Regions from separate parts of the Mus musculus genome. Here region 2 is linked to region 1. The links are chromatin contacts, found by POLR2A ChIA-PET in ENCODE. All regions are on one chromosome and are shown on one strand. The core of a region is the stretch at or near the end of the contact, and the rest is flanking DNA. Distances in the headings are between cores, read along the strand shown.

Region 1 (5,560 bases), core at 1,114-3,613:
TAAACTGTTCGCAGCTGTTGGTTTAAAATGAAGGAAAGGCAGCTCCTTGTAGAAGGAACTATGTGTAAAGCACTGAGAAAAAATCCAAGATGACACTGACACGTGACCCGTTTGGGAAACTGCTCTGTGAGTCGGCTAGGGGGCTGGAGAGGAACTGGCTAACTGGAGACTGGCAACAGGAAGCAGACCTTTCCGACAAGCCTGGGATTAACAGATAACACAGAGCAGGGCAGTGGTGGTGCATGCCTTTAATCCCAGCACTTGGGAGGCAGAGGCAGGAGGATTTCTGAGTTCAAGGCCAGCCTGGTCTACAAGTGAGTTTCGGGACAGCCAGGGCTACACAGAGAAACCCTGTCTCAAAAAAACAAAAACAAACAAAACACAGGAGCTGAGTTCTAGCATAGGTCAAGAGGGAAAGCCCATGCCGGGCGTGGTGGCGCACGCCTTTAATCCCAGCACTCGGGAGGCAGAGGCAGGCGGATTTCTGAGTTCGAGGCCAGCCTGGTCTACAAAGTGAGTTCCAGGACAGCCAGGGCTATACAGAGAAACCCTGTCTCGAAAAACCAAAAAAAAAAAAAAAAAAAAAAAAAAAGAGGGAAAGCCCAGGGAGCCACAATTTAATACGCAATTTCAGGGCCGTGGACAAAACCCAGAGCACGTGGAATTATGGCTTCATGTCCTAGCCACTAGCCATGCCTGGCCACTGAGAACTTGAAAATATGGCTGGTGCCACTATGAAACAAATCTAAACAGCATGTAATACTGATTTAAATTCAAGTTGCTACTGCACAGTACAAATAACAAGTCCAGGTGATGCAGCAGACACAGGCACGATTGCCTGGTTCTTGAGGACACAGCAGTGTGCATTGATAGATGAAGAAGGGAATGGTAAGTTCAGGTGAATATAAAGTTGTAAGGAGAGGTGAGGACATCGTGCATGGACAGAATAACACAGCAGCAGATCAGATGCGCCGGACAGCCCACATCAATTCTGAGCATGCTCCAGTGTCTGGGGTTATCCAGGCAGGAATTTTTCATAGGAAGTTCCACTCAAGAGAACTGTCTAATCTTACGGTGGAGTTGAAAGGCTTGAGTCATTGAAGATGTAGAAGCATTCCAGACAAACAGCAGGAACCAGCTACCCAAATGTACAAAAGGGAGACTGGGGGTTGGGAACATGACATGCATGGGCAATGTCAGGGAGAAATCAGAAGTGGACTCTGGGGTGGGCAGCTGGGAGGTCCTGCTAAGTAGGGTGGTGAGGTCACACTCTGGGGCTGCATGAAGTGGGAAATAAGAGAACTGGGAGGAGACAAGCAGGGAGAGTCTTGTAAGTCCAAGTCCTGCTGTGCAAGGAAGTTGAGAAAGCCACGGAGTACTTAGAGACAGGGTAGGTACTGAATAGGGTTTTCTTTTTGGCTACTTAGAGACAGGGTAGGTACTGAATAGGGTTTTCTTTTTGGCTAAGAGAGCAAAATGGACAGGAAGTTACTTAGGTTAACAGAGAAAGGTGACCAAGTCAAAAGCAATTTCCTTCAACTGAGAAGCCCCGATAAAATAAGAGACATGCCCTGTTCTACACACGGAAAATACAGGTGGGCTGCTGGTGCAGAGTGTAAATCCAGACCATACCTTCAAAGACAAAAGACAACAGAGATAAGCGCGAGCTTCGCACTTTAAGTCAACTGCATTGTTTTTAAGTTGTCACCCTAAACTTTAGTAGGATGAATTCAAGACTGAGAAACAAACTAGTAAGGCAGGTCACAGAAACAGAAACAGAGTATAGACAATGTCAGGAAAGAATCATGATCAAAACGAGCAGAAATGACGAAGTAGAACTCTATGTTAATAAATGGTCTACCTGTACACGATCAGAGAAAGAAACACGGGTGGTATACTTCGAAGGCAGGATTCGGGTATTTTCAAGTCTCATAGAGGAAAAAAAAAAGAAACAGTTTAAGAAATTCGAGGAACCCCACAACTCCTCCCGATTAAAACGTCAAATCGAGCGTGCAACATCCAAGCGGACCCCCACCGTTCCAGGGAGGCTCGCCCTGCAGTCCCGCTGCTGCAGCCAGGACCCGCGTGCCTCCTGGGACCACAGCATGGGGCCCCGCGGATTCTGGCCAGAAAGTGCCAGGCAACGCCTCAGACCGGAGCCGGAAGAACCTATTCCCCCCGCCGCGGTGGGGAGGGGGGGGAGGCCACCGGGGCGCAGGCCCGCGCGCTCCCGCCACACCCATCGCTCAACGAGGTGGCCCCGAGGCTCGGGGCGCACTGAGCCTGCGCACCGCGGCTCTCCCCGCGACCCGTGCCTCCCCTCCCCCCAGACCAGGCACACCCTTGCGCATGCGCTATGTGTTTCGTGGGGCTGCGGCAGCCATGCTGAACTCGTACCGAGAGGCGAGTGGGGGGGACGGGGGCGACCACAGGCGCAAGGGAGGCCGGGGACCTGGCGAGGCAACAGCCTTAGCGAGGTCTGGGGTCTCGGGACACAGGTCTGGGCCTTGCAGTCCCTGTGACCCCGTTCACGACCCTCCGCAGTGTTCGGAAACCTCGCCCTCGTGGCCGTAGGGGGGGCGGACACGTGACCCGCCCCAGCCAGTCGGAGCGCTGCTGACGTGGCCGCGCGGCCCCGATGCTTTTCCCCCCACCCCCAGCGGCTAGGGAAGGGAGGGGCTGGGGGCTACGCCCCCTCCCCCAACGCCTTCTCGGCTTCCGGGGGGGTTGACACCCCGGATTCCTTGCTCCCCCCCCAGCCGGGCTGAGGGCGACTTTCGAGGGCCCCCCCGTGGCTCCTGGATCCAGGTGAGCAGGGGCCCCTGGGGCGGGGACGCCATCGGTCATTTAAATGCATAAGTAAAGGTGGGGAGTGGGAAGAATTCTTGGGGTTCAGGAGAAAAATCCCAAGGGGGAAAGACTTGTCTTTCAAACACCTGACAGCCAATGGGAGTGTGGACTGGGGCCAGCGCAAGAGGGCCACTGTGTGGGGGAGGGGAATGGCCAACCTCGTGCCTACATACCCATCGGAGGGCAAAGGGGCGAGGGTGGCTTGTGCCCCATGCACCCGTCACCGGGGGGGGGGGGGGGGACAGGAATCGGGAGCCAGGTGAGATGGGATGTTTTGGGCGGGCGAGGGGAGGGCGACCCCGTAGGCTGAGTGTGAGTGTTGGTCGTGGGATGCGAGAGCTTAGGAGTTGGCAGCTCTGGAGGTGAACTGGTGTGGTTCCCTGGCGCCGACTCCCTGCCTCCCCAGGGACTCCCTAAGCTCCCTTTGTGTCAAGGGTAGCAGGCTCGCCATCGTCACATGGCGTGATGGAGGCTCGGTCGAGTTTGTGTGCTTTTCACGAGGACGCGGCCTGTGGGGCCTGCTGTTCCCAGCTGCGCATCCCCTCCGGGCTCTTAGCTGTTTGTCTCTGCCCCAGGGTGGGGAGGGCTCACCGGCCCAGAGCCTGGGGGCCGCCTGCGAGCGCAGTCCTGGCCTGAGGTGGGTGCTGGGAGGGGAGAGCCAGCGTGGTCCGAGCCTCCCAGTCTCCGAGGTCTAGGGTTTCTCCGGGTGGCATGCTCTACTGCCGCCCTCCTCCCCTCCCCCTGCCTGGAACAGTTGCCTCCTTGTGTGCTGCGGGGGAGGGAACGGAAAGGAGGAAAGAGTTACTTTTCCAAATTACTAAGTAGCAGCAGCCTCCCCTGTGACTCATGTGGGGGCAGGGAGGGCTGGGAATGACTGGGGCGCAGTGATTTTCCGGAATGCAGGGAAACGGGAGCGTCGTCTGGCTACCCTTTCTCTCTAAGGCCCAGCAGTTTCCCCGCTCCCCGAGTTCTCTCCCCACCCCCACCCCACCCCCGTCGGGCTTCGGCCCGGACCCGCCAGGCCCAGGTGCGGAAAATCCAGTTTGGAGGCCGGGCCGCCAGGGGGAGGGGAGAGGCCTCTAAAGTTGCTGTGTCATTGCCCTGCTCGCCGCAGCCACCCGGGCGGGGCCGCGCGCACTCGGGCGACCCGGGCCTGGTTCCCGGCGGGGAGTGCAGGGTCTCTGCTTCCAAGGCGCACTTACCCCTTGCGGGGTCTGCGCTTATCTTGCGGTCCAGAAGACGGGAGCTTGGCCGCCATGTTAAGTGCAGTGACCGAGGTTCGAGGTCGAGGGCTCATGTGGAGGGAGGGTCGCCTGGTTGCAGTTCTAGGACCTAGGCCAGTTGGGGCTATAATTGGGGAATGGTGAGCCCGCCTTACAGCCCCTCACCAACGTTAATTTACTTGCCCAGACGTGCACACCTGTCTTCCCAGCCAGGGAAAGGGGAGTTTGGGAGCGAGAGGTGTGTTCTGGGGGGATAGACGCTTTTACTTTCGCGCGAGGGGCTACCCCAGAGTTGCTTTTGCCATCTGACCTTGAGAACTGGCTGGTGGTTCCTACTTAAGTCTTGTTTCGAGTCCCAAGACAGCGTAGGGGAGGGGGAGGGGGCGAGACAGCTCCCAAAATGGCTCCTGCCCCTCCTCGGAGGCGTCCGGCTGCGGGGGGGAGGGGAGGGAGGAGGGCTGCAGAGCAGCGCCGCCGCCGCCTCCTCGGCTCGCCCTCCTCCCTGGCGCTGACCGATGGAAGAGGCGCTCCGTGGGGAGGACTCCCAGCCCGATGGGGGCGGGGGGCGTCAGCTCGCCCACGCTGGGGCGAGATGGGGCCAAGGAGCCGTGCGCTGCGCCCGCTCTCCTCACCCTGACGCCGGGAAAGTTTGCCGAGATCGGCTTTTAGGGCATGTGGACGCCTTGTGCGTTCCTAAGGCGGGTAAGTGCGCGAGAATCTGCAAATGCGGGCGGGCGGGCAGGGTATGAGCCCCCGGGGCTGGCTAGACAGTAAACACTCGGGGTGGCCTCGCATCTTTAGAGCTGAGGATTTTAGGGCAGAGCGTGGCCTTTGCTATCTGATTACTTTGGTTCGGGGAAGACGAGGTTAGTCTTGGAACGCTCCGGTCATGTGTTGGATCAGGGGACGTTAGATCGCGTCGCGGGGTTACTGTGGAGCGCTCAGCCGAGAAGCAGGCCGCGACTTCTAAGATGGCGTCTGTCTTCCTTGTTTCAGATTCTCCACTGCGGCGGCCTCGCAGCCAAGAACCTTTCGCCCGCCCCGCCCGCGCGACCCGTCCCACTCTGCGCCCCGCCCGCGCCGCCAATGGAAAAGCTGCAAATGGCGCGACCAGCCTGCCGCGGGCGACCGGCAGAAATTCGGTGTGTGCAAGCCCGGGAAGGCTCCGTCAGACCTGGAGGTGGGGACAGCGTGTTGCAGGCCCCGGGGAGATGGCGCCTACACGCCGTTCGGCCTCCATCTCTCCCAGGGTTCGCCAAGCCACGGCGCAGCCAATTGGCTCGGAGACATGGCGGGGTGCCTTTTCGCCTTGGCTCTCTGCGGCACTCTGCTGCCGATAATCGACGCCTTGGAACTGGAGTTTGTGACGTCATCCTTCGAGCGGACCAATAGGAAAGGCTCCCGCGAAGAGGCGGGCCTGCCCCCTCGCCTTTGCTTCTCCAGGCGCGTGAGCGGGCGAGCACGCGCGGAGGGGGCGGGGGAGCTCG
Region 2 (5,560 bases), core at 2,046-4,545, 360 kb after region 1:
CACAAAGTAAAAATAAACTTTCTCTCTGTGTCTCTGTGTCTGTCTGTCTTCAGAGTTTATGTAGTTCTGGAACTGACTATAAAGACCAGGATGGCCTTGAGGTCACAGAGACATGCCTGCATCATCTTCTGAAAGGGTCTCATGTAGCTCCTGCTAGCCTAGAGATTGCCATACACTATATATGCACACACACACAAACTTGTGGTTCTGTTTATAGAATCCAGGATTTTGTTCTTGTTAAGCAAACACTCTTTTTATCTATCTCTTTAATTGGCATATTGGGCTAACTAGGCTAGCCTTACTTGTGATGGTTTGTATATTCTTGTGCCAGGGAGTGGCACCATTTGGAGGTGTGACCTGGTTGGAGTAGGTGTGCCTCTGTGGGTGTGAGTTTAAGATCCTCATCCTAGTTGCCTAGGAGTCAGTCTTCCACTAGCAGCCTTTGGATGAAGACATAGAACTCTCAGCTCCTCCTGCACCATGCCTGCCTGAATGCTGCCATGCTCCCACCTTGATGATAATGGACTGAACCTCTGAACTTGTAAGCCAGCCCCAATTAAATGTTGTTTTTATAAGACTTGCCTTGGTCATGGTGTCTGTTCACAGCAGCAAAACCCTAACTAAGACCTTGTTCAGCTGCCAGAGGCTGGGTTTTCCCCCGACTCCAGTTACAGCACCAGTTTCCAATGTAACATTTCCCTCTTACCCTGCATCATTCCCTATATAGAATTTATCACCCTATTGCTTCAACATATGCTTTAGCTTGGTATAGAGACACACATCTTTGACCTCAGCACTACTGAGGCAGAGTCACACAGATTTCTGTGAGTTCAAGACTAATCTTGACTCAATAGTGAGTTCTAGGACTGGCAAGACTACACAGAGAGACCCTGTCTCCAAAAATAAAAACTTAAGAAAAAAAGGATGAACCCGGGCGTGGTGGTGCACGCCTTCAATCCCAGCACTCAGGAGGCAGAGGATTTCTGAGTTCCAGGACAGCCTGGTCTACAGTGTGAGTTCCAGGACAGCCAGGGCTACACAGAAAAACCCTGTCTCAAAAAACCAAAAACCAAAACAAACCAAAACCAAACCAAAACAAAGCAAAAAAAGAAAGAAAGAAAGAAAGAAAGAGAGAGAGAGAGAGAGAGAGAGAGAGAGAGAGAGAGAGAGAAAGAAAAGAAAAAGAAACATGAATACAGGACCCTAAGGTTTCAGATCCCCTGAAACTGTGGTTACAGATGGTTGTAAGCCACCATGTTGGTACTGAGAATCAAACCTGGGTCTTCTATAAGAACAGAATGTGATCTTAGTGGATGAGTTATCTCTCTAGCCTCTTATTTTTGTTTGTTTTAGTAAGGGCCTCAAACTCCATATGTGGCAGGAGATGACCTTGGACTCAACTCTCCTAATGGCATATGCCACCACACCCAGTTTATGTGCATACTAAGAACTCTCATTTGAGCCCCATTTTCAGCCCCAAAGCAGCTTCTAAACACCTGTTATAGTGCCAGTAATAACTTTTCCCCCACTTCAGTGCTAGGGATTGAAATCAAGCCTTTGCATTCTAATTAATTTAGCTTCCAGCTTGAGAGATTTCTCAGTGGTTAAGATCATTGGCTGCTCTTACAGAAGACCCAGGTTTGATTCCCAGTGCCCACATGGTGGATCACAACTGTCTATTACTCCAGTTAAGGATCCAACATCATCTCTGACCTCTATGGGCACTGCAAACACATAGTGCACAACATGCAAACATAACACACATACACATAAATAAAATTAAGCTGCATTGCTGTTCCTTACTATTCTCCCAATCTCTTAATATCTGTTAAACAAAGACTTCATGGCCCAAATGAGCCACATAATCTCAGGAATACACAAGCAGAGAAAGAAAATGAAATCAGAGAGGTAAATTTTTAAAAAAAGATTTTATTTATTTATTTTATATATGTGACGAGTACACTGTATCTGTCTTCAGACAAACCAGAAGAGGGCATCAGATCCCATTACAGATGGTTGTGAGCCACCATGTGCTTGGAATTGAACTCAGGACCTCTGGAAGAGCAGTCAGTCTCTTAACCACTGAGCCATCTCTCCAGCCCCCGAGAGGTAACTTCCAAGTTACCAGTGTACAAGAGAATCATAAGTTCAAAGTTGGCTAGCACGAGGTGGCGTGTTTAGCGGCGCAGAGCCAGGTGGATCTCTCAGTGTTAAATATCAGGTTCTAGGCAGGGAGACCCTGTGCTCCAAATAAAACAGAACAAGAAAAAAAGAAGTTAGTTCAAAGTAAATATGTATTGTTATCATTCCTTCTAGGCTCCCAGTTACCTGGCAATAGCTAGGTATGACTAACTCACTAGAAAAGGGGCTGTTTGCCCCCCTCCTCTCTTATCCTACACTCTGCCCCTTCTCCCTGGCCGGCCTCTCCTCTTCTCTCTCCACCCCCCTCCTTGCCACTCTCTCTCCCTTTCTCTATCTCTACTCCCTCTTCAATATGAAGCTAGTCAGGGTAACTTGAGGCCTCGTCTCAACAAACAAACAAACAAACAAACAAACAAGCAAACAAACAAAATCAAGCTGGGTGGTGGTGGCCAATGCCTCTAATCCCAGCACTTGGGAGGCAGAGACAGGCAGCTCTCTGTGTTCAAGGCCAGCCTGGTCTATACAGGGCAAGTTCCAGATGGCCAGGGCTACATGGTGCGACCCTGTCACAAAAAAAAAAAAAAAAAAAAAAAAAAAAAACAATAAAGAAAAAAGAAAATCAGACAGGTATAGTCTGATCCATATCACCAATTCCAGTCTAGCTAGGGTTTCATAGTGAAAAACCTGTCTTAAAAAAAGAAAAGAAAAAATATGAGTAATGGTGAAAGCAGAAAACAAGAGAACTTTTTGAGAAGAGGAACAAATAAAAAAGCCTAGGATCCCCATTTGTTTTGGAGGTACTGACATAAGCTTTGTATTTAAACAAAGAACTGGGGAACTGCAACCCAGAGAAGGCACCCCCAATCAACGAACATACGCCCGGAAATGGTCATTTATGGGGCTAGAATAAGAGGTCGGAGGAGACCCACTGATCTATGATGTCATCAGGACGTTAAAGTCCGTAACGTCACCTAGAGGTAGCTCAATTTCCCTTCCCCTACAGGTTCGCTGGAAGGCCCAGTCTGAGTTCAGTCTCTCATTGGTTACGCACTCTGTCAATCCACTTCATTGTTCAAGTGTTCCGTCCCGCCTTCCCCCATCTGCTTTTGATAGGCTGCTGAATCTGTCATTTCAAAAAGGTCCGCATTCCTTCCGCCTTTCTCCGGGAGACCGAGGGCTAGAAGGGTGGATCCCAGGAGGCTCCTACCCCCCGAGCTCGGTTTCTCAGCCTGATTGGCTTGTCCAGGTGCCTGTCACTACCGCTTTCACCGTTGACTGGCCTTTAGACCGCCGCTCTACGCGGCGCCGGTTCCGCCCCCGACGGGTGTTTGTGGTGGGGCTGCGGAGTCGCCGATCCCGCCGGAAGCGCCAGGACAATGGGGACCCGGGACGACGAGTACGATTACCTATTCAAAGGTGCGCCTTGTGGGGTACAGACAGGCGAGGTGGCGGTAGCGACTGGAGGGCCGAAGCCGTGCTACAGGAACAGAGAGCTCAGGGTGGAGGCCCGGACTTCAACGGGGCCTATCCGGGCTGGGAGTCGGAGGAAGCCGGGGCAAGTGGAGTTCGCTAGGCTTCGGGCCCTAGTACGCAGTGGTGAGGAAAGGGAGGCTCGGCGAGGCCTACGGACCCCGGATGCGCCGGGGCGGGGCCGGGGCCTTGGGGGGGTGGGGCCCGAGGTGGTAGGAGAGGCCGTTGGGGCGGGGCGTCCCGAGGGGCGGGGCTTTCCTGGGTTTGGCGGGCGGACTGCGTTGAAAGCAGGATTGTAGCTGGTGTTAAGGCGAAGGAGAAGGTTGTGGGCGTGCCCACAAAGCCTGATTGGTGTGAGCCTTCTAGGACTGACTGACACACCCGGGGCCTACCTTGGAGTGGAGCCTGGATCATGTGCAGGAACCCTATATTATGGTGCTTTGGAATTGGGTAGATTGGGGCCTGTCTGTCGACTAGTTCAAACTCTTGATATTCATGGAGAAGTGATTCAGTTGGTAGCATTCCTAGCAGCAGCATGCTCAAAGCCCTGGATTTTATCACTAACACCGCCTTGGTGATGGTGCAGGCCTGTAGTCGCAACACTTGGGAGGCAGAGGTAGGAAGATCAAAAGTGCAGAGGCCAGGCTGGATTACTGGAACCCTTTCTCAAAGGAAAAAAAGAAAAACCACACATGGACAACGTTAAATGCAGTACCTGTACTATTCTGAAACTTTTTAATAATGGTCCCTTTTACTCCTCCTTATTAGTTTATACAGCCCATATTATCCAGGAAACAGGCCAGTAGTGGTGCACACCTGCAATCCCAGTACTCAGAGTTGGAGGTAGGAGGATGTACTGGCTAGTTTTGTGTCAACTTGACACAGCTGGAGTTACCACAGAGAAAGGAGCTTCAGTTGAGGAAATGCCTCCATAAGATCCAACCGTAAGACATTTTCTCAATTAGTGATCAAGGAGGAAAGGCCCCTTGTAAGTAGGACCATCTCTGGGCTGGCAGCCTTGGGTTTTATCAGAGAGCAGGCTGAGCAAGCCAGGGGAAAGCAAGCCAGTAAAGAACATCCCTCCATGGCCTCTGCACCAGCTCCTGCTTTCTGACCTGCTTGAGTTCCAGTCCTGACTTCCTTGGGTGATGAACAGCAGTATGGAAGTGTAAGCCGAACAAACTCTTTCCTCCCCAGCTTGCTTCTTGGTCATGATGTTTGTGCAGGAATAGAAACCCTGACTTAAGACAGGATTTCTTTGCAGTTCAGAGCCAATCTGGGATGGTGAGGTAGCGTAGGTATTTGTGTACACTGCCAGGCCTGATGACCTGAGTTCAATCTTGGGACCTTCATGGTGGAAGAGAGTCTGCAAATTGTCTTCTGCCCGTCACAGGTACTCCACATCACATATAGAGATAAACTGAAAAAAAATCGTGTAATTTAGCAGAGTGTGGTGTCACACACCTTTAATCCCAGCTTCAGGAAGCAGAGACAGACAGAGCTCCATGAGTTCAAGGCAAGCCTGGTCTACATAAACGGGTGAGGTGGGAGTGGCAAGTCAACAGAATGAGATTTTTCTTGTATTTTTTTTTTTTTTTTCGAGACAGGGTTTCTCTGTGTAGTCCTGGCACTCACTTTGTAGACCAGGCTGGCCTCGAACTCACAGATCCGCCTGCCTCTGCCTCCCAAGTGCTGGGATTAAAGGCATGTGCCACCACGCCCGGCTTCTTTTAAATTTTTTAAAAGCTAACTTAGGTTACACATCCATAGTATGTCTTTAAAAAAAAAAGTGGGGGGGGCGGGGGGGGGAAACAAGTTCAGAAAGGCAGGTTCCTAAGGGTGGAGCAAGGTTGAGCCCAAGACAGATCTTACCACTTAGAGGTTAAGTTTAGGGGCAAAGATTGAAGCTTAGATATGGAAAAGACAGTTGTTATACCTCCTTCCTTCA

Evidence for each region. ChIA-PET counts read pairs that join two places held with the same protein, here RNA polymerase II (POLR2A).
Region 2: POLR2A ChIA-PET joins it to region 1 with 12 read pairs in embryonic stem cell. The contact joins the promoter of Rab11b here to the promoter of Brd2 in region 1. POLR2A ChIA-PET finds 5 or more read pairs at or near these places in 2 of 5 experiments (Patski and embryonic stem cell).

What each region holds. Positions count from the first base shown.
Region 1 is chr17:34,119,410-34,124,969 of GRCm38, reverse strand. It overlaps Brd2 (bromodomain containing 2), which reads left to right and starts at 2,363. Exons shown (of 13, transcript NM_001204973.1): 1 at 2,363-2,808; 2 at 5,070-5,560. It overlaps H2-DMa (histocompatibility 2, class II, locus DMa), which reads right to left and starts at 2,138. Exons shown (of 6, transcript NM_010386.4): 1 at 2,036-2,138.
Region 2 is chr17:33,758,221-33,763,780 of GRCm38, reverse strand. It overlaps Rab11b (RAB11B, member RAS oncogene family), which reads left to right and starts at 3,295. Exons shown (of 5, transcript NM_008997.3): 1 at 3,295-3,558. The coding sequence starts at 3,519. Gm17251 (a long non-coding RNA gene) reads right to left here and starts at 3,923. Exons shown (of 2, transcript XR_003952408.1): 1 at 3,194-3,923; 2 at 1,914-2,239.